2 separate regions of the Homo sapiens genome follow, and region 2 is linked to region 1. Evidence: read pairs that join two places in POLR2A ChIA-PET (ENCODE). Cell type or tissue: IMR-90. All regions are shown on one strand. Each heading gives the region's core, and the rest is flanking DNA. Links, peaks and the distances in the headings are about the cores only. Region 1 overlaps NT5C3A (5'-nucleotidase, cytosolic IIIA). Region 2 overlaps RP9 (RP9 pre-mRNA splicing factor).

Evidence for each region. ChIA-PET counts read pairs that join two places held together with the same protein. Peaks named below come from ENCODE experiments on the same cell type or tissue, not always from the same donor. Only the 100,000 strongest peaks of a DNase experiment are listed, where the experiment ranks them.
Region 2: POLR2A ChIA-PET joins it to region 1 with 6 read pairs; 4 of 35 experiments call an interaction of 5 or more read pairs at or near these places.

Annotation. Positions count from the first base shown.
Region 1 is chr7:33,018,078-33,030,649 of GRCh38, forward strand. NT5C3A (5'-nucleotidase, cytosolic IIIA) reads right to left here. Exons shown (of 9, transcript NM_001002010.5): 2 at 8,740-8,838; 3 at 5,962-6,031; 4 at 3,976-4,022; 5 at 3,195-3,280; 6 at 1,558-1,647. Among named protein-coding and RNA genes, the nearest start is that of NT5C3A, 38 kb to the right of the region's middle. In IMR-90, for the core only: no CTCF peak of the experiment used is centred there; a DNase peak (open chromatin) is centred at 6,454; H3K27ac peaks cover 543 bases.
Region 2 is chr7:33,091,202-33,103,773 of GRCh38, forward strand. It overlaps RP9 (RP9 pre-mRNA splicing factor), which reads right to left. Exons shown (of 6, transcript NM_203288.2): 2 at 9,330-9,360; 3 at 8,106-8,235; 4 at 6,070-6,161; 5 at 5,292-5,353; 6 at 3,596-4,231. The coding sequence ends at 4,033. LOC124901610 (a long non-coding RNA gene) reads left to right here. Exons shown (of 4, transcript XR_007060279.1): 4 at 3,638-4,198. Among named protein-coding and RNA genes, the nearest start is that of RP9, 12 kb to the right of the region's middle. In IMR-90, for the core only: no CTCF peak of the experiment used is centred there; no DNase peak of the experiment used is centred there.

The sequences.
Region 1 (12,572 bases), core at 1,672-9,671:
TAAAACATGGATATATTAACACTGAGAAGGATGGAGTCCCATAGTGGGCCTATCAACTTGGCCTAACTTAATGGATATATATTGACCAACAACAAATACATTTACATGATTAAAATATTTTCAGATTTTAAAATTATGAAGAATGACTTGATATTCTTACAGTTTCATCAAAATCCATAAAATTGAAAAGAAAAGCAGAGTGGCAGGAACTTAGATGTATTCTCGACATCTGGCATGTGTCTTTACTAAGATCTTAAGCCCTCTTCCCTTTTTTACCCTTCCTGGGCCATAGGTTAAAGAATGCTAATGTTGCCTACTAAGGAATGAAACACTTACTAGCTGTCCTCACACTTTTTCTGACAATTTATTGCTTTCCTTTTTAGAAGTAATCACCTTAAAATATAACATCATCATAAAAAAGTAACATCATCATATTTGCCTAATGAGTTGAAAATTTTACGAGGTAATAAACAGTATTAAACAGGCTCTTGGGCCGGGCGCAGTGGCTCACGCCTGTAACCCCAGCACTTTGGGAGGCGGAGATGCGCAGATCACAAGGTCAGGAGATCGAGACCATCCTGGCTAACTCGGTGAAACCCCGTCTCTACTAAAAATACAAAAAATTAGCCGGGCGTGGTGGCGGGCGCCTGAAGTCCTGGCTAGTCAGGAGACTGAGGCAGGAGAATGGCGTGAACCTGGGAGGCGGAGCTTACACCACTGCACTCCAGCCTGGGTGACAGAGCGAGACTCCATCTCAAAAAAAAAAGAAAAAAAAAAGCTTCTTGTATCTTATAACTCATGCATACATATATAATTATGTACTAAAACATACTAATCTTTCCTAGGAATAGTTTTCAAAGAAGTTCGAGAATTTAAAAAGTAGGCTTATGTAAATTTAGACATAGTATACTGCCAGGCATGGTGGCTCACACATATAATCCCAGCACTTTGGGATCGCTTGAGCTCAAGAGTTCAAGACCAGTCTGGGCAACATGGTGAAATCCCATCTTTACAAAAATATACAAAAATTAGCCAGGCATGGTGGTGCATGACTGTAGTCCCAGCTACTTGAGAGGCTGAGGCAAGGGGATCGCTTGAGCCCAGGAGGCAGAGGTTGAACTGAGGAAGAGATTATGTCACTACACTCTAACCTGGGCAACAGAGAGAGACCCTGTCTTTAAAAAAAAAAAAAAGTATACTTAAATCCCTTTTAACTTGATTTATACATTCCTTTCATATGTCTTTCCTAAGTATTTTGCTAAAAAATTTTTAAATGGCCTTGGTTCAAAAATTTTAAGTCTTGACATTTTTAATCTGGAGAAACAAAATACAAATTAGAATTTAAATCTCATAAGGCTCTTACTACCTACACCAAGATCTAATACGTCATTCTAAATTCCTTATCTTACCACTATGTATTTTGTGATAGGTGGCATATTTTGGATATGGTTATATAAGGAATATTCAATCTTATTTTTAAAAAGTACAACTGACTACATAAATAGCAATAATTCAAGTCTGTGAACAATAACAGCAAAAAACATCCAAGAAACTTACTTGAGCATAACGTCAGATTCTGCCACAATTTCTTTAAGTTTAGCTTTTGGTAAAGCTTGCTGAACAAGCAAACCATGTGATTTAGTATACCTGGAGTTTATGACCAAAGGAAAAAAGACTATCAATTAAGACAAACTAAAATTATTATCTTTATTACAAAACATTCTTCCATGTGAGAAAATCTGTTCCTCATATTTGGATTTAAATTTTAGAGATTGAAGTTCATCACTAATGAATGTATACCTCATGTCTCAAAATGTGATATGCATGTTCTTACTGAGTTTCCCAGTCCTCCCAAACCCAGACTTAGCTTAAATATGTTAGTAAGGTAATGAAAGGAAACTAGCTATAAACCTTTCCTAATTCTACACATAAAAACTCAACCCAACCTATGGAAGCATAATCCTTTCTCTGATTGCAGTAAAATGAATTAGAGCAACCCCATTTTTAAAATTTGTTTGTAGTTTGAATTTTCTACATACTGAAGATGCTACTTAGTGAACAAGAGAGAAAATCTTTGTTATGGCAAGTGTCATATACAGATTAGCCTGCTTTATGTAGAAAACACCTATAATCATAGCATCTCAGTATAAAGGGCCCTTAGACTCTCTAACCCATTACAATTATGCAAACAGCCACTAAAAACAGAAAGAAAGAAACGAAAAGAAAAAAAAGCCTAACTCTTCATCTGATACCTAAAAATACCCCTATAATATTCCTAAGTCACCTTCTTCCCTGCCTGGGTCAGCTTCTAACATGTCAGTAAGCTCATTCTCCCAGGGAAGCTTATTCCATTGCCAGAAAACTCTTAATTGCTAGACAGGCTTTTCATTTCTCATGCTGAAATCAATCTTCTTATATCTTCCAAGTCTAGTTCCAGTTCTGCTGCTACCAGTTTGTAGAGTTAAGTCTAATATCTTTTCAACATTTAGTACCACAAATACAGATGAAGTATGCAACTGTTACGTAACGGGACAATAAAGACAAATCATTCCTGGTCTCCTAAGATTTTAAAACAAGTTGTTCCTTCTCAAATCAAAGCATTTTCTATTCCTTGAAATGTTCGTCAAGTGGGAAGGCTCAAATTCCTCTGATCATTCTGGTGGACTACTCTGACTCCTTTTAAGTTTGTCATGATCTATTTTTTTTTTTTTTGGTCACTATTGTCATGGTTTCTCTTAACAGCATTCTTCCAGAATCCGACACAGTGCTTTCAGTGTGATCTGCCTGGAACACTGCATTTTGATTAATGCAACCAAAGGTCGATTTTTGGGTAACCATATCACCTGCTGGCTCTGAGTTCAGACTCAGTTTAAATCCTCATACCTTTTCTTTACACATTAAGCCACGTTTTGTTCATATACTTAAAAAAAAATTCTTGTTTTTAATTTGAGACTTAAATGCAGGACTTTTAATTTATTCCTACTGGACTTCACCTTAAATAAACAAAACAAAAGGATTCCTAAACTGTTAGAGAGATTAGATAATTAGAGCTCATTTTGTTATTCAATGCTCTAACTTGCATAATTTATTAATCTGTTTGTTTGCAATACAGGTAAAAAATAAGCCATCAGTTGTAACTGCAGTGTTGTTTTATTATTTTTTTTTAATCCTCCTACTGCCTAATATACACTTACCATTCCACCATATAAGGGTACTTCTCTTCTACAGTAAGAACAGGATCAACTTCAATAGCGTAATATTTTTCCTTTAGTTGCAATAACTAGGAAGATATGAATAACTTAATCATGAAGATTACTTGAAAATAAATCTGCTTGGTTTTATAGAAAGCAAAACAATGTAAACAAGTATTTTCAACAAACTGCTTTAAAAGTTGAGCTAATGCATCAATTGAAAAAATATTTGTTGATCTTAGTTGACATGTAATCAAATATACCTGCAAAAAGCTACCTTTCTTTTGTAAAGTACTTTCAGATGAGTAAAAACCAACAATAAAATTATCAGTACAAAAAACACTTTAGTTTTCATATAAAGGTATTAAATTTGATTCACATTTCAAATTGCATTTTGTTAAGATATACACAGACACATACATACTCAAGCGAAGTACTGAAGCAACTTCCTCATCAACTTAAAGGAGCAAAACCTATAGAAAACTGAAGTACTTTTGTTTTAAATCTCCAGTTAACGTTACAACACCAGAATACTTTGGTAATCATTTAAGAGTTTTAAATATAAGTTTTGTTGTCAAGTTACTGTGAATTTTTATCTTTAAAATATGTTTTGAATGTGTAATTCATACAGCAAACCTACTATTTACTGAGTGCTTACTATGTGCCAGGTATGGCTGTAAGCACTTTACATCCATTCTTACTTCTGTGAATGCACCTGAAGAAATTCTCAGGCAAAAAGGGTAATGAAGTCTTTGAGTGACTATAGATTGTTGTTAGTGTTTACCTTTTTTCTACATTCATCTGTAACCAGCTTACAGTTGTCAATGATATCTAAAGATAGAAAGCAAAATAAGCATTAAAAGAAATACTCTGATTTATGCTACCACTACTATGAATAATTTGCTATAAAGTAATGGCAAAAAACTCAATTACTTTTGCACCAACCCAATACTTTTAAGTAATGCCAAGTCAACTAGCATGGTTATTATAACTTTTGGTGTCAGTGGTATAATTCACATGACATTGTTAAAGAAGCTAATGGCTTAAAATCTGAGATTCAGTGACTGCTCGCTTACATCACTGAGATAGACAATTCAATATCTTCAAATACTATGAACTGTGTATTGATCACTTCCATTTTCTACTTTGTAATTAAATATAAGAAACACATATGGGAAATACATTTTTTTCGTAATAAAAAGATAATAAATGCTTAACGTAAACATCTGGAAAATCCAGACCACTGTAAAGAAGAAAACAAAAATTGAATGGTAAAAGGTTTTAGCATTCAATAATAAGTAATGAACAATATTTTAGTATATTTCCTTTCAGTCTTAAGATTTCATGTATATCAATTAGATAAGAGATCATACCAAATCTGTAATTTTGAATTTTCTTTTTCATTTCACATTGTAGTCTGCATTTTTCCATGTAATTAAAATTTCTGGTATGTGAGCAGAAAATAATTTATATCATTTCTGCAGCATTAAACTTTTTAGGTTGCTTCCAAGCATCTGCTATTAGTAATAATTTTATGTTGAGCTTAGTCACCATTATTTTTGTGAATAAAGTTTTTTAAAAACTGCATTTGAGATTATTAGAAATTCTCCAAAGAGGACTTAATAGGGCAAAGGATATGAAGATTTTTAGTGTTTTTTTTTTTTTTCGAGACAGGGTCTTGTTTTGTCATCCAGGCTGGAGTGCAGTGGTGCGATTATGGCTCACTATAGACTTGCCCTCCCAGGCTCAAGGACCCTCTCAGCCTCCCAAATGAGTAGCTGGGACCACAGGCATGCCACAATGCCCAGCTAATTTTTTATTTTTTGTAAGAAAAGGTCTTATTATGTTGCTCAGGCTGGTCTCAAACTCCTGGGCTCAAGTGATTATTCCACCTCCACCTCCCGAAGTGCTGGGATTACAGGCGTGAGCCACTGTGCCTGGCGATTTTTAGCATTTTTTTAATACAAGTTATCAAAATAATTTTTCTTTTCCTTTTTTACTTTTTTTTGAGATGAAGTTTCACTCTGTTGCCCAGGCTGGAGCGCAGTTGTGCAATCTTGGCTCACTGCAAACTCCACGTCCCGGGTTCAAGTGATTCTCCTGCCTCAGCCTCCTGAGTAGCTGGGATTACAGGTGCCCGCCACCATGCCCAGCTAATTTTTGTATTTTTAGTAGAGACAGGGTTTCATCATTTTGGTCAGGCTGGTCTTGAACTCCTGACTGCAAATGATCTGCCCGCCTCAGCTTCCCAAAATGCCGAGATTACAGGCATGAGTGACCGCACCCAGCCCCAAAATAATTTTTCAATTTACACATGTACTAAAAGCAAATGAGAGAGTTCATTTCACCGTTTCCCTGTCAGGTTGAAGAGTGTTATTTTAAAAACTCACAGCCAAGTTGGAAAACAAAAAAGACATTAAAATTTGGTAAAATTCCTAGAAAACAAAGTATTTGATAAATGGTGTTTCTTCAGGTTAACCCAAAGTTTACAACCTATTTAAATATTTCTTGAATAATGAATAGACCATATTTGGCAAGAAATATTTCAGGAGTCTCTGATTCCCTTTGCTACCAAAACCATACATGAAAATAACCATTTATATAATATGGGAAAAAAAACCTCAAAAATATAATAAGAAAAAGCAGGTCTCCTCACTGTCAATGTCCAAGAAGAATTTTAAAAACCCAGTTATCTCACAGGTAATATAAAGAGGATCTTAAAATAATGATGACATGCTTTTGTGAATTTGTTTACAAATATCACACTTACTATGACATGTTGGGCATCTTTTCCCTTTATATGAAAATCTACTGAGTGTCATATCAAAGTCCGTTATTATCTGTAAGAAAAGAGTGAAATGCATTATTGTAAACATAGCCCACATGGCCAGAATTTCTCTGTGCTACCCAAACACATACTTCATGCTTTCCTAGATGCATAGGACTGTGCTCAAGTCTCTGGTCCACACTGTTAACTTATTCTCTTTACATTGAATTTTCTCATGCGGTTCCTTTATAAAGTCCTGGGAATAATCTTAACTACAAGGTGCTACCTTGAGTGCCCTAGTGTTTTCACCAAATAAATCTGATTCGTAATTCAGCCATAAAAAACAAAGAGATGCTGTCATCTGCAGCAACATGGGCGAGCCTGGAGGTCATTATCTTAAGTGAAATAAGACAGGCACAGAAAGACAAATATTATATGTTCTTACTCATATGTGAAAACTTAAAAAGTTGATCTCATGGAAACAGAGAGTAGAAAGACGGTTACCAGAGGCTGGGAAGGGTGGGAGGGTTGGTGAGATAAAGAACAGCTGGTTAATGGTTATGAAAATACTGTTAGAAGGAATAAGTTCTAGTGTTTACACAGTGGAATGACTATAGTAAACAGTATTTTATTGTATATTTCAAAACAGCTAGAAGAAAAGATTTAGAATGTTCCCAAAACAAAGAATAAATATTAGAAGTGGCAGATATCCTAATTACCCTGATTTGATTATTGCACATTTTATATACATTTGAAAATATCACATGTACCGCATATATATATACAGTTATTATGTATCGACTTTAAAAATTGAAAAAATCCAGCCAGGCACGGTGGCTCATGCCTGGAATCCCAGCACTTTGGGAGGCCGAGGTGGGGAGATCACTCGAGGTCAGGAGTTTGAGATCAGCCTGGCCAAGATGGTAAAACCTTGTCTCTACTAAAAATACAAAAATAGCCAGGTGTGGTGGCATGTGCCTGTAATCCCAGCTACTCAGGAAGCTGAGGCAGGAGAATCACTTGAACCTGGGAGGCGCAGGTTGCAGTGAGCTAAGATCATGCCACTACACTCCAACCTGGGCGACAGAATAAGACTCCATCTCGAAAAAATAAAACAAAATTAAATAAATAAAAATAAATAAAAATTTGAAAAAATCTGATTAATTGGTATGGGAATTTGCAATTGCAGGTGATATGGCTACTCTTCTCACTAGAGATTTTCGACCAACTTGGTCAATGCACAAAAATGCAGTGGAAGCAATTCAACTATATGAAGCTCTTAGTTACTGATACCATTACATGCTGGATTTAACTTGCTTATTTAAACTATACCAATGAATGAATGCACATTGAAATAGCTGGCCAGCTCTTGAAACTTAGGAGACTGGGTTAAATATTATTTTTCAGAAATGTTTTAAAAAAGGAATAATTTTTTTTTTTACAGAATATCCAGATTGTTGATTTAATTTACATGTAACACATTCCTTTAAAACAGAGACAACTTTTTAAAAACTCAATTATCCCCTTAATAAGGCTGTATCTTAATCTGAACTACTATGATTAAAACATGAAAGAGCAGCATAAAACTAAACACTTTTAAATATTATCCTTAAAATGGTTTAATGCTTGTACACAGCATGAGTTAGCTTCTTACTTAAGACTAATAAAAACTTAAGAGTATTTCAGGATTATTAACTTTTGTTTTTCCAATAGGGTATTCTGTCTGTTTTAGAACAACTCAAGATATATATTTTCTGGATTTTATATTCCTAAAGGATAGGCAAAAACTGTCTACCTAAACTTGCTGTACTCAGATTTTATCAAACAGGAGATGAATGAGTCGGCTTTAACATTAAAAATAAAATAAGGCTGGGCCATGATGGCTCACGCCTGTAATCCCAGCACTTTGGGAGGCCGAGGTGGATGGATCACTTGAGGCCAGGAGTTTGAGACCAGCCTGGCCAACATGGCGAAACCCTGTCTCTACTAAAAATATAAAAATTAGCTGGGTGTGGTGGCAGGCACCTGTAATCCCAGCTGCTCTGGAAGCTGAGGAGGGAAAACTGCTTGAACCGGGAAGCAGAGGTTGCAGTGAGCTGAGATCGTGCCACTGCACTCCAGCCTGAGCAACAGAGTAATACTCAGTCTCAAAAAACAAAAAAATTAGCTGGTTGTGGTGGCTGGCACCTGTAATCCCAGCTGCTCGGGGAGGCGGAGGTACGAAAATCGCCTGAACCCAGGAGGAGCAGGTTGCAGTGAGCCAGGATTGCGCCACTGCACTCCAGGCTGGGCAACAGAGCGAGACTCCATCTCAAAAGAAAAAAAAAAAAAAAAAAAAGAAGCCTTTATTATTAAGCTTTTATTTTTGGAGTGCAGTGGCATGATCTCAACTCATTGCAAACTCCGCCTCCCGGGGTTAAGTGATTAGCCTGCCTCAGCCTCCCAAGTAGCTGGGATTACAGGCATGCGCCACCAGGCCCGGCTAATTTTTGTATTTTTTAGTAGAGACAGAGTTTCACCATGTTGGCCAGGCTGGTCTCGAACTCCTGACCTCAGCCTTGTCCACCCGCCTCGGCCTCCCAAAGTGCTAGGATTACAGGTGTGAGCCACTATGCCCGGCCATTTTTTTTTTTTTTTAAATAGAGATGGGGTCTCACTATGTTGCCCAGGCTGGTCTCGAACTCCTGGGCTCAAGTGATCCTCCTGCTTCAGTCTCCCAAAGTGCTGGAATTACAGGCATGAGCCAACACACACAGCCAAGGCTTCTTGATAATTATTCACCTGAAGTTTGGCAGCTCCTCCTTTGATAAGACCACAGATAATTTCTTCTACTCTTGTAGGGTTCTTGATTCGAACTGAACTTTTCTGGAATTCTGGCATCTAAAAGTAAAAGAAAATTAATTAATTAGTTTTCATTCTTCTTTCCCCAGGTTCCTTTGATACCAAGCAGAAACCTGTCTTATTTAAAGACATAAAAATATTAAGGCATTATTTTTAAAAAGCAAGCCACCACATCAAATTACCGTTTATTTATTTTGTTATTACTTTTTTAGAGATGAGGTCTTGTTTTGTCACCCCGGCTGGAGTGCAGTGGCACAATCCTAGCTCACCGTAGCCTCAAACTCCTGGGCTCAAATGATCCTCCCATCTCAGCCTCCTGAGTAGGTAGAAGGCATGCGCCATCATACCCAGCTAATTTTTAAAATTTTCTGTAGAAGTGAGTGAGGTCTTGCTTTGTTGCTCAGGCTGATCTTGAACTCCTGGCCTCAAGCAATCCTCCCATCTTGGCCTTCCAAAGTCCTGGGATTAAAAGTGTGGGACACCAAGCCCAGCTCCCACATTACCATTTATACACACAAAAATACTTAAAACTTATCAGTATTTTCCAGCTACAGAGTAAGATAAAACTACATTTGTGATTCAATTGCTTTATCAGAAAGTATATATCTTTTTCTAAGTATAAAAGCAATGCACGCTTACCACAGAAATAACAGTAAAAATATAAAAAAGACAATAAAAACTGCCTGGAGTTCAACTACGTGAAGATAAACAAGTAACATTTAAATTTATTTTCTATTAGTTTCATTTCTGTGATTTTCTATTAGTTTCATTTCTGGGTTGTGATGCAATCCAGAGAGCCCAGAAATCATATTTTAACCATGAATACCCCAGCAGCTACCCCTCGATTGATTAATTTTTCTAAAAATCTTAAGATGACTCCCGTTAAGCCTCCATTTTATATAATACAGTAACTAAACTTCCACCCTAATACTAATATAATACCTTCAGCATATCCCTCTGAAACATGCATATATACGCATATAGTTTTAGCTCATCCTCATTATATACTTTTGCATCTGGCTTTTATGAATTAATACATACATTTAGCTTGCCTACATATTTATATTTTAAAATGTTCCTGAGCAGAAAGGAAGCAATTATCACAATTATTCCCCCAAAAGTTTGTCTTTGTATAATTAAAATACATTTAAAATATTTTAAATTTGAAAAGCTGCTTCAAGATCTTTGCTCTTTTTATTGTACTATTTTCCAAATAATATACTGTTCTTGGCACACATTTTACAATAGATTTATTTCAAATGGAGATAACTGCCAAAAAGTATTGTGCCAGGCACAGTGGCACATGCCTGTAATCCCAGCTACTTGGAAGCTGACGATCACTGGAGCCCAGGAGTTTGAGACCAGCCTGGGCAACACAGCAAGACCCATCTTAAAAAATGGGTGTAGGCTGCTACTACAGAGTTATGAAGACTTTAGGGTTGCTCAACAATTTAATCTTAAGTATTATTTCTTGTTACTAGCTATTTTATCACAAATAGAATGAAACTGATTAGAGGAAAAATCAGTACAAGCTCTCATAGCACATGTACAATACAACTAGAAGGAGAAAATTATGCCTCATTTTATAGTCAGTTATACAGCATAGGCAATAATAGTACCTCAAATCCAAGTTCTATACTGGTTTGTACTGGATAATCTTTATTTATATGTTTTTATTCTGGGTATGTTATTAGTAATATTAACATAGTTCATGTGTGTCATGGACATGGTTACAAAAATTCCCTGGACCTTCTATCTTTGCTACAAGAGAATCTCACCACGTAAATCTATCAGATGCCGTGTTGTTCCTACATAATGGGCAAGAGTAGAAAAATCAGAAAAAGGATGGACTGTCTTCCAAAGACTGGAAGATGATAACGAAAGTGTAGAGGAAAGAGGCCGGGCACAGTGGCTCACGCCTGTAATCCCAGCACTTCAGGAGGTCGAGGTGGGCAGATCACGAGGTCAGGAGATCGAGACCATCCTGGCTAACATGGTGAAATACTGTCTCTACTGAAAACATAAAAAATTAGCTGGGCGTGGTGGCGGGTGCCTGTAGTCCCAGCTAGTTGGGAGGCTGAGGCAGGAGAATGGCGTAAACCCGGGAGGCAGAGCTTGAAAAAAAAAAGAAAGTGTAGAGAAAAGACAAATGCTAACATTAAAATTTTCTCCATGGATGAAAGATCTACCACCTACAATATATTTAATTTTAAAAAGCCATATTTAAGTAGGATGACCTGCAATGCAACTAACCTTGATGTAGTAATCCTTTTAACTCAACTGGATGAGTTTCAATGGCTTAAAGGTTATCTATGTATTTTATAGTGATTTTTCAATAGATGGAAAGGCAGATAGGCACTGGTTCCTATTTTTTTTTTTCATACATTAACCCATTCACTCGCCTAACCAATATTTACCATGTGTCTACTTTGTGCCACACACTCTTGCTAAATGCTAGGGATATGATGATGAGTAGTATTTACTCTGCTTTTCTGCTGAGTTTTAGGGACCACTGCTGTTTTGGAATATCACTTCTGTAACTCCCTTACAAATACCTCAGCTAGTAAGTTTATCTCTTGACAACTAATTTCTGTTCTTACCTCAGCCTTAACTGGCAGATGCACAGCAATCAGCATATGTTTGATTCAATAACCAATCCATTATGGTGAAAGCAACACAGGATATATATCATAGACTATTTTTTCACCAAAAAAATTAAATATTTGATTTCAGTGTACCCAAGATGTCTTACCTCAGGCAAATCACAGCTTCAAGTTTTTGATAACGGATAGGAGAATCACACCAAGACCACTTCGAAGAAGGCTGGTTTCTGCTACACTAACAAATGTAAGATTGGTTTATTTTATTTTTATAGAGATAAGGTCTTGCTGTGTTTCCCAGGCTGGTCTCAAACTCCTGGGCTCAAGTGATCTCCCCGCTTCAGCCTCCCAAAGTGCTGGGATTACAGGTGTAAGCCACCATGCCCAGCCAATACTGGTTTACTTTAAATCACAATGGATGAAAGAGAACCAGTAGCTAAAGGCATTGGTGGCTCCTGTGCAACATACAACCATTCATTTTCATTGTGTATTCATAAGTAGTGAATACACAAATGGCACGGGAGTAAAATAATGATGAAATAGGTATAAGAAATATAAAAATGACCATTCTATCTGTCTTGGGTTATATAGTATACTATACTCCTCTCCTGCAATACACAATTAATGTCACTGATCTATATGAGAAATACTTCACAAGAACTTGAGATATGGGGTATTTTACTCAAATACTTTACAATATAGCCTAAGAAAGAGAATCAAAGACTCCTGTATGGAATATGTCAAAGAGTATCATAATATAAGCACACTGTAGAAGTATGATGAAATACATCACATACTTTTTGTTGTGGTGGTTGTTGTTGAACATGCCCCAACTGTTGCATGAGATCACATACTTTTGTTACCTCCACAAAGTCCTTCTGTCTATATCCCTCTTATAAAAACACAGACTTGGTTTGGTGGCATATAAATAATGATACTTCAAATTTGAAGGGCAAGGTATTTTGAATTGTCTGAAAAATTTTCAATTTGATTATGATAAAATTTTATGAAAAATAAATAAGAAGCTAAAAATTTCCATCATTTGTGATAAAAAGAGAACAAATTCATTTTATGGTAAAGCCGCAGCGTAAAATGTTGGGGAGGGAGCAATGCCTTCCTGAAAAGAATCAGGGTATGTTGGTTGATTGATGCCAATCTGAATCAACACCAAAA
Region 2 (12,572 bases), core at 3,047-11,046, 74 kb after region 1:
AGTATCTGTAACAATTAAAATACGCAGTTGCCTCATTATGAAACTATTCTATTGAAATACTTGCACATGTACACTGAGATATTTACCCAAGATTTTCTTTTCAGTCTTATTTGTAGGAATGAGAAATAGGAGACAAATGAATTGTGATAAGTAGATTAACGGTTAAATGAATCATGGCACATTCAAACTGAGGAATTTTGTAGCCACCTGAAGCTTGTAGTGAGCAGTAAGATTACCAACATAGAGTGAAATGGAGTCACAGAACAGCATTCCTGGTGTTTATCAGTTATGTGAAACTAACAATTCAAAACCTTTCCTGTACGTCTGTTTGCTGATGCATTTTGATCAGGATCTGGAGTGCTGTATCAAAGCATCATAAGTAGACTCCTCTTTCACTTTTTATTCTTGAATGGCTCAGAATTGTGAATTCTTTATGAGCATGTATTTTACAATTTTAAAAGTTTTTAAATACTAGTGGCAAGATCACAACAGAAAGGAAGAGTTTCAAGACGTGAGTGACATGGGATAAAGGAGGAAGCTCCCCAAGGAACAGATGATGGTGACAGCAGTACCAGTAGCAGCAGGAGCAGGTAACATTCAGAGTTGAGATATGCTACACCCTGCTCTAAATGCTTTACGCATATCAAGTACCCTCATTCTCACGAGGAGTCTAGGAGGTGGATATGATCAGTCAAGGACATGGAGGCACAGAGAGATGGAGCAACTCCACAGCTAGCAAAGCTGGGACTCAAAGCCAGGCAGTCTGGATGCAGGGCCAGTGCTCCAGCCACTGCCCCCTACTGCTGGCTGATGGTGGGATCCAGAGCACAGGTGATGGACTGGCCTGAGAGGAGGAGGGAAAGCTCATTAAACCTCTGAATCAGTTTGTTGCTGTATTAACACTTTCCCACAAACGTAAAAGCTCAAAACCACCATCATTGATTACCTCACGGTGGTGTAGGTCAGAAGCCTGAGCAGGCTCAACTGGGCTCTCGACTTTGCATCTCAGAAGCCCCAACCCAAGGTGTCAATAGAGGTGGGCTTCCATCTGGAGGCTCTGGGGAAGAATATGCATCCAGAATCATTGAGGGTGGCAGAATTCATTTACTTTCGGCTGTAGGACTGAGAGCTCCATTTCCTTGCTGGCTGTTAGTCAGGAACCTTTGATGAGAGTCTGCTGCATCCCTCACCATGTGGGCCCATTCAACTTTAAGGCCAGTGATGATGTGTGGAATCTTTCACAGGCTTGGACTCTCTTACTTTCTCTTTGATTATTAGCCATAGACCACTCTGGAGTTCCATACGGCTCTCATGATTTGGTTAGGAACACCCAGATGGTCTCCCTCTCCTTGTGCTTGTAACATAATCCAGTCACAGGAGTAAAATGCATCCTATTAACAGTACTGAAGATTAGGGGGAGAGATCATGGGTCATTTTAGAATTTTGCCTAACTTGCACACCATGATGGTGAGATGGTAGGATGCATTAGTAAGGGGAGGTCTGAGGGCTGATATTGTCTTCCTGGATAGGAGTAGAAAATGCAGAACCTGAAGGAAATGCCTGAGAATGAAGGTTTAAATAGATGACTAACAAGCTTTTGGTTTGCTAGTCAGCATGCTGGGGTCAGTTCTTAAATTTGAGTTTGGAGATAATGAATTTGTGGGGACATCAATCCACATGGGCATGTGTTTTCCCCGTGTAGTCTGTATATACAAGCAGAAGTGAAAGATTTTAATTGAAGTTTCTTTTGGGAAAGCTGGACAAAAGGATGACAGGTCAGAGGAGATGACAGGCTGAAGTGATGTTCCCCAGAATCTAGGCCAGAAACAGACAAGACAGAGAAAACCAGTGAGAGAGAAGGGATAGCAATTTACTTGCAAGGGCTGCAGGGGTGGACGGCTGGATTCCAGTTAAAGCAGGAAGTGGAAGAACGCTTCAGTAAGAGGGTAGAGATCTAGAGCACAGGTTCTCCAAGTGGGGTTCCTGAACCAACAGTGTCCACATCACTTGTTAGCAAGGCAGATTCCCAGGTTCACCCCAGACCTAGGAAATGGAAAATTCTGGTAGTTTTTGAATGGAGCACAGGAATCTGCATCTTTAGTTGATTTGGATGCCTCGAAGGCTTGAGAATTATTGATGCAGCATTTCTCGTGTTGTGTAAGAATGCTTTTTATCATGAATGGGATTGCGGAGGGACAGTAGCCAATTCCTGGAAGAAGAGGACCAGCTCTACCTGGGTGGGAAATGCTGAGCATATGGCAGAGGACAGATGGCCTGTGTTCTGCATGACAAGGGTAAGTGTAAGGCAAGGCTGAATCACTGGACTTACAGTTTTCAGAAATAGTAAGTCCTGGCCATCCCATTCTTGATTGTGTTCGTGAGGTTGTATTCCAAGGCCAAGAATAGTAGCATTGACTGATGAGAGTTGGAGAAGGGTCAGTCTGGGCCTGGCTTGGCTGTTCCTTAAAAAGGAGGGAATCCAAACCCCAGGAAAAGTGGCAGAAAATGGGAGTGAGTTTCTGGGACCCTGACTGAGTGCCTAAAGCAGCAAGAGACCAGTGTTGGCCACAGAGGGACACGCTTGCCTATGAGCAAGATCCAGCTTCACTTTGGCTCAGCAAACGATGGACTTCCTCTCCTCTAGCTGCAGGAACACCTTGGCCTCCTGAGATGCCTCTACTGTGGCCTAGTCTCAGCTACAGGAGCATGTGTGGGCTGTGGTCAGGCAACAGGAAGAGGAAGAAAGGGAGAGAGATTTTGGGATGTGGGTACCTGACCCAGTATGGAAATCCCTGTATATTCTTAAACTTTTTCTGAGTCACTCTGTGAAAATTGTGGGACTTTGGCAGTAGAAAGCAAGAGAATTAGAATGCAGCCATACAAGGTTTTTCATTGTTTTAAGAACTCCCTAGCCCCCAAATCAACAAACCATGTCGGGTAAATATAAATGCACACTGCTGATATGGCAGTAAAGCCAAATGTACTTGATATATAAAAACAGTGGGCCCACCCTATCAGCAGGTTCTACATTCGTGAATTCATCAAACTACAGATAGAAAATATTCAAAAAAATAAATGGATGGTTCTGTCTCTATGGAACATGTGCAGACTCTCTTTCTTGCCCTTATTCCCTAAACAATACATTATAACAACTATTTACATTGTATTAGGTGTTAGAAGTGATCTACAGATGAATTAAAGTATATGGGAAGATGTGTGTAGGGAACAGGCAAATAGCACGCCATTTAATATAAGGGACTTGGGCATCCACGGATTTTGGTATCTGTGAGGGATTGAGGGAGTTGGTCCTGGATCCAACCCCCTCAGATACTGACCACTGTAAGGTTCATACTTCTAAGTTTAAAATGTAACTATGTGTGAGTGAATGTGGATAGCATTTGCTAAGAAAAGCCCTGTACTTACTTGTGATATATAAAATATTCACAAGAAACTAGTACCACTGGTAGACATTGGGGAAGGTAACTGGAGTGGAAAGGAAGAAAGTAGAGTTTTCATGATTAAATATTATGTACCTTTTAAATTTGTATTAGGTATTATTTGTACTTATGTATTATTCATAAATAAATACATTCCATTTAAAAAATAAATAATGAGCTTTTATTATTCTCAACAACAGAGAAGACTCCAGCCTGATGTCTATGGGACCTGAGTCCACACTGTGGAGGGCACAAGCTGTGGGAGGGCCTGGAAGACACGCCTCAGAGATTCTCCCAGTCCTGCCACCCTGTGGGAGACACTTCAAAGGAATCGTAAACTCATGTGACCAGCAGGGAGGACAACGATGAAGAAACTTTCCTGCCTAAAATCAGCTGCTGTCCAGAGCTAGCACCTGGAAGGAGACACTCCCTCTCCTGGGGTCACATCTTCACTGCAAGGCGGGTGGGAGCTCACTGCTGTGACCCACATATACTCCTCTCTCGGCGTCTCTATCCTGCTGCTTTCTCTGACTGCATCTTCCTCTGTTCCTTGGTCAGTGTTTGAGAAGAGAATGTTGAACAAGTCACATCCTTGTCACTCTGAGTCAGAACCCTCATTTGACTTGGAAGATTTGTGCTTCCGTTTTTTCTTCTTTTTCTTTTCTTTCTTCCTTTTCTTATGCTTTTCTTTCTTCTTCTTTTTCTTGTGTTTCTCTTTACCTTCAGAGGAACTGGAGCTGCTCCTATCTTCATCTGAGGTAGAATCCTCCAGTAACTGTTTTAACTGCTGTATCCTAAACATTCAAAATTGATCAAAGAACAGTGAGTTTTAGCTTTAACTTACAACAGTTGCTTAGATAAATATGTCATTCAAAAGCAGTATAGGATGATGAATAACCATGTCACAAAGACAGTATTTTTATTTTTACCTGTTTTCTCATTCTTCTCCACCTGAATGCCTACTTTACGTGACTGAAACCAGTGTACAAGCCACTTTGTATTCTTTTTATTGTCCTAGACATTTCTGCATGTTTCCACAGTCCTTACAATTGTAATTTCTAACAGACGCATACTTTACTAAACCATTCCCCTACTGCTCAATTTCTTAATCTACATCTTTAACAGTTATAATGCCACCAATTTGAAAAAACAAACCCTCCAATTTTTTCCACCTCTCTCTAATCATGTCTAATTTTTTTCTTTTTTTTTTAGAGACAGGGTCTTCCTCTGTCACCTAGGCTGGAGTGCAGTGGTGCAATCATGGCTTACTGCAGCCTCAACCTACTGGGGTCAAGTAGATCCTCCCACCTCATCCTCCCGAGTGGCTGGAACTACAGGTGCGTGCTGCCATACTTGGCTACTTTTTATATTTTTTTGTAAAGATGGGGTTTTGCTGTATGGCCCAGGCTGGTCTCAAACGCCTGGACTTCAGCGATCCGCTGGCCTCGGCCTCCCAAAGTGTTAGGATTACAGGTGTGAGCCACTGAGCCTGGCCTAAGTATAATTTTTAACAAAAGCTCACATCCCTAAAGACTCTGGAGAAGATAAACTGAATCACATGAAAATATCAATTATACTGTACAAGTAGACAGCACAACATGGGTTGCCAACATCAACTGCAGTGGCCAGAGAGCTGGACCAAGCCCATGGCTTTAAGTTAACCCAAGGAGGAGGAGGCTGGCCTGCTCATTCCCCAACACTGGCCTTTTCAGCCATGACTCCTGCACTCCACATATTTTCACAATTGAAGTACCATGTTTACTGCACCATTCCTCTAACACTAGAGTGGTTTTCTCCAACTTTATATAATTTTAAAACTTTAAGGGGATATTGTTATCATCAGGACGACCTCACCTTACGTCCTTTTCATGTCGTTTATTGTCTCGTATGATGTCATACATGGGATCTTCATGTGCCTTAAGGGTCAGAGAAGGTTAAGGTTTGGTTAGGCTTCATGGATCACAAGTTAAATACAATGAAATGCCTATGTTATGAAAACCAGTTTATTTTTTTTTTTACTGTTTGATGTAGCTGCATGTTCAACATGTTCTAGGTCACATCACTGAAAACTCATTAAGGCTAAAAAATGGATTTTCCAATTAGAAAAATACAGGAAATGGCTACTCTCAGCACACTGTCTTTGGGGTAGCCCTGCTCTGCAGGAGCAATCACAGAGCTATAACACTGCCACCTCAAAAACAAAGAAAAATACAGGGAATAACTGTCATCTAAAGAAAAAATATACGGACACTTTAATCTTACAGTTTAAAGACATGTACTCTTTAAAGACCGGGAAATTAAATCCCTGATTTCAGTCATGAAACATGACTTTTTTACACAGTAAATTTTAAAAAGTGCGGTTGAATAGATAACAATGTCTGTTTCAGAAAAAAAATCACTGTTCCAAGTTACAAACAAAGATCACTTTAATAAGAATTCCTTTTTTTTGTAAAAGAGCTAATTTGTCATACAAATGTAATTTAATAAGCATGTAGTTAACAGCACACACTTTGGTCAAAGGGCTTCTGGGAATGTATTTTATGTGACCATTCAAGTTCACTGGTGACTTTCTGCTTCACTGATTTTCACTATCTCTGATAAATGTAAATTGACACTCTTGGACTTTACTTACCACTCTGAACTGCTCTAACTTTTGGTTGCCTTTGATAAAGAAAGGGCATTCTTTGTCACCCGTTCGGTGACCATAGCGTTTGCAACGCCAACCTAAAAACGAAAAGAGAAATATTTCTGTAAGATAACAGTTTCACCTACTCAAGATAAAGAATCAGCAGAATATATTCAAGTTTTTCTTCATTAAACTCTAATTCTAAAACAAAATATAATTATGGACAAGCCATGTAAGATCCCAGAAACAGAGGTAAACTAATTGCTTCCCCAAGCATCCTTTAGTCTTATACCTTTAGGAATAATATTCTATCACCAAGTATTTATGAAGCAATCCAATGGAGAATTACTTCAAAAGGTGAATTTTTTTTTTTGAGATGGAGTCCTGCTCTGTCGCTCAGGCTGGAGTGCAGTGGCGTGATCTCAGCTCACTGCAACCTCTGCCTCCTGGGTTCAAGATATTCTTCTATTTCAGCCTCCTGGGTAGCTGGGATTACAGGTGCGTACCACCACACCCAGCTAATTTTTGTATTTTTAGCAGAGATGGGGTTTTGCCATGTTGCCCAGGCTGGTCTTCAACTCCTGACCTCAGGTGATCCGCCCGCCTCAGCCTCCCAAAGTGCTGGGATTACAGGCGTGAGCCACCACGCCCGGCCCAAAAGGTACATTTTTTTTAAAGTGTGTTTCAGTATATTTTTCAGAGTAAATGTTTTCATAAAGTATCTCTGCTTCTCATTTACTATTTTAGACACTATAAAAGCTTCTTTCTCAGGTTGAGTCTGTTCAAAACTCTCACTTTTAAGTAAATAAAATCACAAGTTCTCTTAGAATATTAATGGTGGCTGGGCACAGTGGCTCCTACCTGTAATCCTAGCACTTTGGGAGGCAGAGGCGGGTAGATCGCTTGAGGCCAGGAGTTCGAGACTAGCTTAGGCAACATGGTGAAACCCTATCTCTACAAAAGTACAAAAAAATTAGCTAAGCCTGGTGGCGCATGCCTGTAGTCCCAGCTATCTCAGAGGCTGATGTGAGATCACCTGATTCTGGGAGGTTGAGGCTGCAGTAAGTTGTGATCACACCACTGCACTCCAGCCCGGGTGACAGAGTGAGACCCTGTTTTCCTGACCCTGGTAGAAGGTTGTTTAATGTGTGGAAAAGGTAAAACAGAGGGTCTCTGGCCAGGGAGACCAGGGAGACATCAGGTAGGTCTGAAGGAAGCTGCTGCAATAGCCACAAAGGGTCACACGAATGAATGAAAAGCAGATGGACACATTTCCAGACTCCCTCCACTCGGCTCCCAGAACACTCATAGTATGGCTTTCCCTCCACGTGGGAGCCTTCTCTGGGAAAATATAACCCACCCAAAGAAGAAAAACCGATAGATACTGAACTCTGAGGCACGTTGTCTTTGCTTTTAACAAATAATCAAGGCAATGAAGCATTCCCATCAAAATTCTCAAGGAAACTGATTTTTAAATTAGAATTCAATATCCTGGTAGTTAAAAATCTGTTAAAGACGATTCCAGAAAAGTAAAGGTCTTAACATTTTTATCTTCTATAAACCCATTTTGAAGGTAACAGCCATAGGATTTGTTACACCATAAGGAGAGAATATGATAATAAAGAAGACTCAAGACACAGGAAAATGGGTGATCCAACACGGGAGAGAGGCTAAGGGGACCTGCAGAAAGATGGTGTCTTAGTCAGCTCGGGCTGACATAACAAAATGCCGTATTCTGGGTGGCCTAAACAACAGAAACTGGTTTTCTCATTCATTCTGTAGGTTGGAAATCTGAGATCAGGGTCCCAGCAAGGTGGGTTTGTGGTGAGAGCTTTCTTCCTGGCTTAAGATGACAGCCCTCTTTCTTCTTCACATGGCACGGTGGTGGGGGGTGGGGTGGATGCTTCCTTATCTAGAAGATGGAGAACGTGCCTTGGCTGTAAGAGGGCTGTGATGAGAACAAGTTAAATAAAAGAAGTAAACACTCTTTGTAAATTGAGGCATGTAAGTTGCATGGATTAGGGAAACTCTCCCACACTCACACTGCATAACTTTGACTTCTTTCCCCAGTGGCATCCAAAGTCCTTTAGTTGGTGCATGAGCCAGAAATTCCCTGGCGTGTTCATTGCCTGGTACATCTGGTATGCAATCTTCTGGCTTAGTCTCATCTTCCTAAAAAAGGGAACAGGTATAAACAGCATGGCAAGAGCGCTGGGATTCTCTCCTGCTCCCCTTGGAGCCACCCTTGCCTGGCTTTTTCCTGGGCTTCCGGTGCCAACATCATCTTAGTTACCCCTCAAAACTAGAAAAAAAGACAAGTTACACCTGATTGAAAAAACAGGAAACAAATGTACCAGAAGAACTATACCAAAAACAATGTAGCTGTTCTTAGAGAAAAGTTACTGGTGAAGCAGAAAAATCTGTCCTTATATAGCAATGACTGGGGAGCTCCAAATAAGATTCTGAGATTAAAAAAAAAAAGTTTCACTACCTCAAAATATAGAATTAAAGTAAACCAGGCTTCCTGGAATAATAGAAATGGCCTGTTATGCTAGAATAGTTTATTATACCCTGAAGGCCCTGTCATGTTTTACAGTCACACACATGCTATATCTCTGATGTACATTTTTACCACTCAATAACTGCATTTACAATTAATGTGTTTTCAAACTTTTGGATTTTTTTCAAGTTTCTATGAATATTAAATTTACAATAGACTCATGTTTTTAAAGAATATTTCTTCGCTGAGAGTTATGAAACAGCAAGTTTTCTTGGCCGTGGCCTGCCACTCTAAGTCTCCCTCGTGCACACACACCCTGGCACCTTGGCCAGGGAGCTGCAGGAGGGATGCCTGTACCAGGGAGCGGGACTGGATAGCTGTCAGATCTCCTCAGAGTTTACTGCTCTCTGAGCTGCTGAGCTCAAGAAACCAGCAGAGGATGGACCGAGGGGCTGAGCCGGGTGAGGCCGACAAGGAAAAGGAGCTTAGAGATGCCATCCCCAGCAAGAGAGAAGAGGGGCATGGCCAAGGAATCCACGTGGGCCTGCACTGGTTCTTCAGGGAAGGGAAACATGGCTGATGAAATTTCTGCAAAGGCAGAGGCTTGTGACAAAACTAAAAATTATGACCCCTCATTCATCTGCAGGAAAAGAAACAGGCTTTTGGTAAAAGGAGATTTAACATCATGCAATTATTTTTCATAACAAGTTACTGAGTCTACAAGTATGTCTTGTGGAATAACCAAGAGTACAAACTTCACACTAACCTTGATAAGCCCAGGAGGAGGTTTTTCGTAACTGGAAAACAAAAAACAAAACCTTATCAACCATGTTAATGTAAACATAACACATCAAGTTACTGCAAAAAAGGGGCTATAGGATTTTTAATCAGAGATTTTAGCAACAATAAGCTTTTATCACTGGTTTGCAGACAAGCAATCACCTGAGAAGAGCAGAATGCTTCTCCTCCCTGTGCTGAGCGGCACCTGCCATCTAAGACTGGCCAGGCCTTCCTTATTTCCATCCAGGGACTGAACCCAGAGGAGACCCAGAATGCTGAGCACGCAAGTCTCCAGATGGGACAGGCAGCAAGATGGGAAGGAAATTCTGAAGGCGAGGTGTTTGTGCACTCAAAGAGCAACTCTCAGGCTCCTAAAGCAATTTGTACCTCCTCCCAAAAGAGTAATATGCAAATATTTTTAGCTCAGGTCTGTCCCTTGACCCTTTAAACCTTTAGGGAAGTATTTTTTTTTTTTTTGAGACAGGGTCTTGTCGTGTTGCCTAGGCTGGTCTCAAACCCCTGGCCTCAAGCAATCCTCCCACCTCAGCCTCCTGAGTAGCTGGGACTACAGTTGTGTACCATGGCACCATGACACCTGGCTCTCTTATTTTAATACTTCAGAATGGCTGCAACATAGAGAAACACTTAATGATTTAATGTTTTCTTCATTCGGACTCTCGTCTTATGCATAGTTTAAGGGACCCTTTAGAAGACAATGAATATTGGAAAAGGGAGTCAAGAATAGACAAAGGGAAAAGTGAAAAAATTTTCATTTGGCCAGGCGTGGTGGCTCGCGCCTGTAATCCCAGCACTTTGGGAGGCTGAGGCGGGCAGATCACTTGAGGTCAGGAATTCGAGACTAGCTTGGCCAACATGGTGAAACCCCGTCTCTACTAAAAATACAAAAATTAGCTGGGCGTGGTGGCGGGTGCCTGTAATCCCAGCTACTCAGGAGGCTGAGGCAGAAGAATTGCTTGAACCTGGGAGGCAGAAGTTGCAGTGAGCTGAGATCGCACCATTGCACTCCAGCCTGGGAGACAGAGTGAGACTCTGTCTTAAAAAAAAAAAAAAAAATTCATTCTCCCCTTCTATAAGATGTGGGAGAAAGCAACTTGATGGACAATGGATGAGAAATACTACTAATCCCAGATCTGTTCCCTCAAGATTAAATAGTAAACAACTGTGTATTAACAGGATTAGCTTTGTAAGTGTGGTACAGTGTTTTCCCAAAGTAGGTGCTTAAAATATTTCTAACAAAAAGCTGTGGCATGACATAGGCCTAATGGAGCAAAAACAATGGAAATCTGCACAACTTGTGAAGATGATAGTTTATCTGTAGCCATTCATTAGAAACATTAATGCTATACCTTATGCATAGAGACTAGAAGGAGCTTGACAGTAAAGTCTATAAATCCAAAAATCCAATAAATGAATCCTTTTGAGCCACAAGCATTATACAAAAAATATATGGCCAATCGAATTGAGATCCAAATTCTCAAAAAAAAGTAACTGTTCTTGCCAAGATGAAAATGAGTGTGATGCAATTGCACATTTGGAAATATAATATTATCAGCAATGGCATTCCCAAAGTCCATTTTACAAGTGGTTTCACAAGTTTAAAGAAGGGTGGTTCATGTTGTTTCCCGGGGCTGAACAATTCATTAATGTAGTATACTCAAAAATATATTTCTGAAAGTAGTATTTAACTACTAAATACAGATTAGAAAACTGAAGTATGTTCACGCACAGTTTAGGTTCTACAGTGTGACAGTTAAGAGGTATGCATTTATCTTTGCAGTCACTGTCACCCAAGCTGGAGTGCAGTGGCGTGATCACAGCTCACTGCAGCCTTGAACTCCTGGGTTCAAGCAATCCTCCTGTCTTGGCCTCCCAAAGTACTGGGATTGTATACATGATCCACCGTGTCCAGCTGCAGTTAATTCTCAAGATAAAAAAAAGTTGATTGAGATGCATTATTTTGTGCCATCTGAAAAGCCTTACTTAGTCATTCAGACTGTACTAACTTTCTCTGAGTAGGAAGAAGACCAGTTATGTCTGAGACACGCTGTCTTCTCAAGTGTGTACAGAGTAAGAAATCTTTTGTTAAGTGTTTCAAATTACTCTTTCTGTTGACTGTTGAGATGGGTTTTCTTTGAGAAGAGTCCCTAATGCAAGTGTACTCCATTCCACACAATTGTTCCTGCAGCTGCATCCAAGGGGCTGCGTGGCAGAGGTGAAACTGCCACATACACCCAGAAGGTCCACTCTGTTATGCCTGGCAGCCCAGGAGCTATTAAGTGACAGAGAGTGTTGGAGCAGGTGGAAGCCTCGGATGCCCTCAGGGGCCTGGCAGGCAGGGTCACCGAGGGAAAACTGTGGTGGAGACTCAGGAGACTCCATCACATCAGGGATGAAAAGATTTGAATTCAATTTATAAAAGAGCACTGTGGGGCTTCCCATTTAACATGGCCAACTGACCAACATGCTTATCTATCTCCTTCCCCAGATGCTTTAAAAATGACAGTGAAAAAATAAAAAGGCCATAAAGATATCCCAAAAGGAGGCAACATCAGAGGAAGTTTTCAACAAATTTGGGAAAGTGGAAATAGCAATGGATTTCCTGGGGTGGAAGAAGTAACACTTTTCAGAAGATGAGGCTTCCTTCCTATAGCCAGGAGGCTGCCTGCCCAACACTTGAAGGAGGCTGCAGGGTTAGCCTCTCCAATTCAGCAACACTGGCAGCCAGGCAGAGATCCCTGGCCCCCAGGCAGAGGACTCAAGACCCTTCTCTAGAGGAACTTAGGAGCCCCAGAAAAAAATCTCCAACTACTGACATTTGGAAGTCTCTTGATAAAAAGGGTACCCTGCAGCATGAGCGCCCTATCATGAAGCTATCTGATCAACAAACAACACCTTCTCTCTTTTTTCTCTCCCACACACAGCTGCCCTTGACAAGAGCTGTATAGCGCCTACTCTTAAATGAGTTGAGGCCAGAGCAGCGGCTCATGCCTGTAATCCCAGCACTTTGGGAGGCTTAAGTGAGAGGATTCCTTGAAGCCAGGAGTTCGCGACCAGCCTGGGCAACATAGTAAGATTCCATCTCTAAAAAAAAAAGTGTAAAAAAACTAGCTAGGTGTCATGGTGTGCACCTGCAGTCCCAGCTACTCTGTAGGCTGATTCAGGGGGGATCACTTGAGCCCAGGAAGTCGAGGCTGTAGTGAGTTATAAT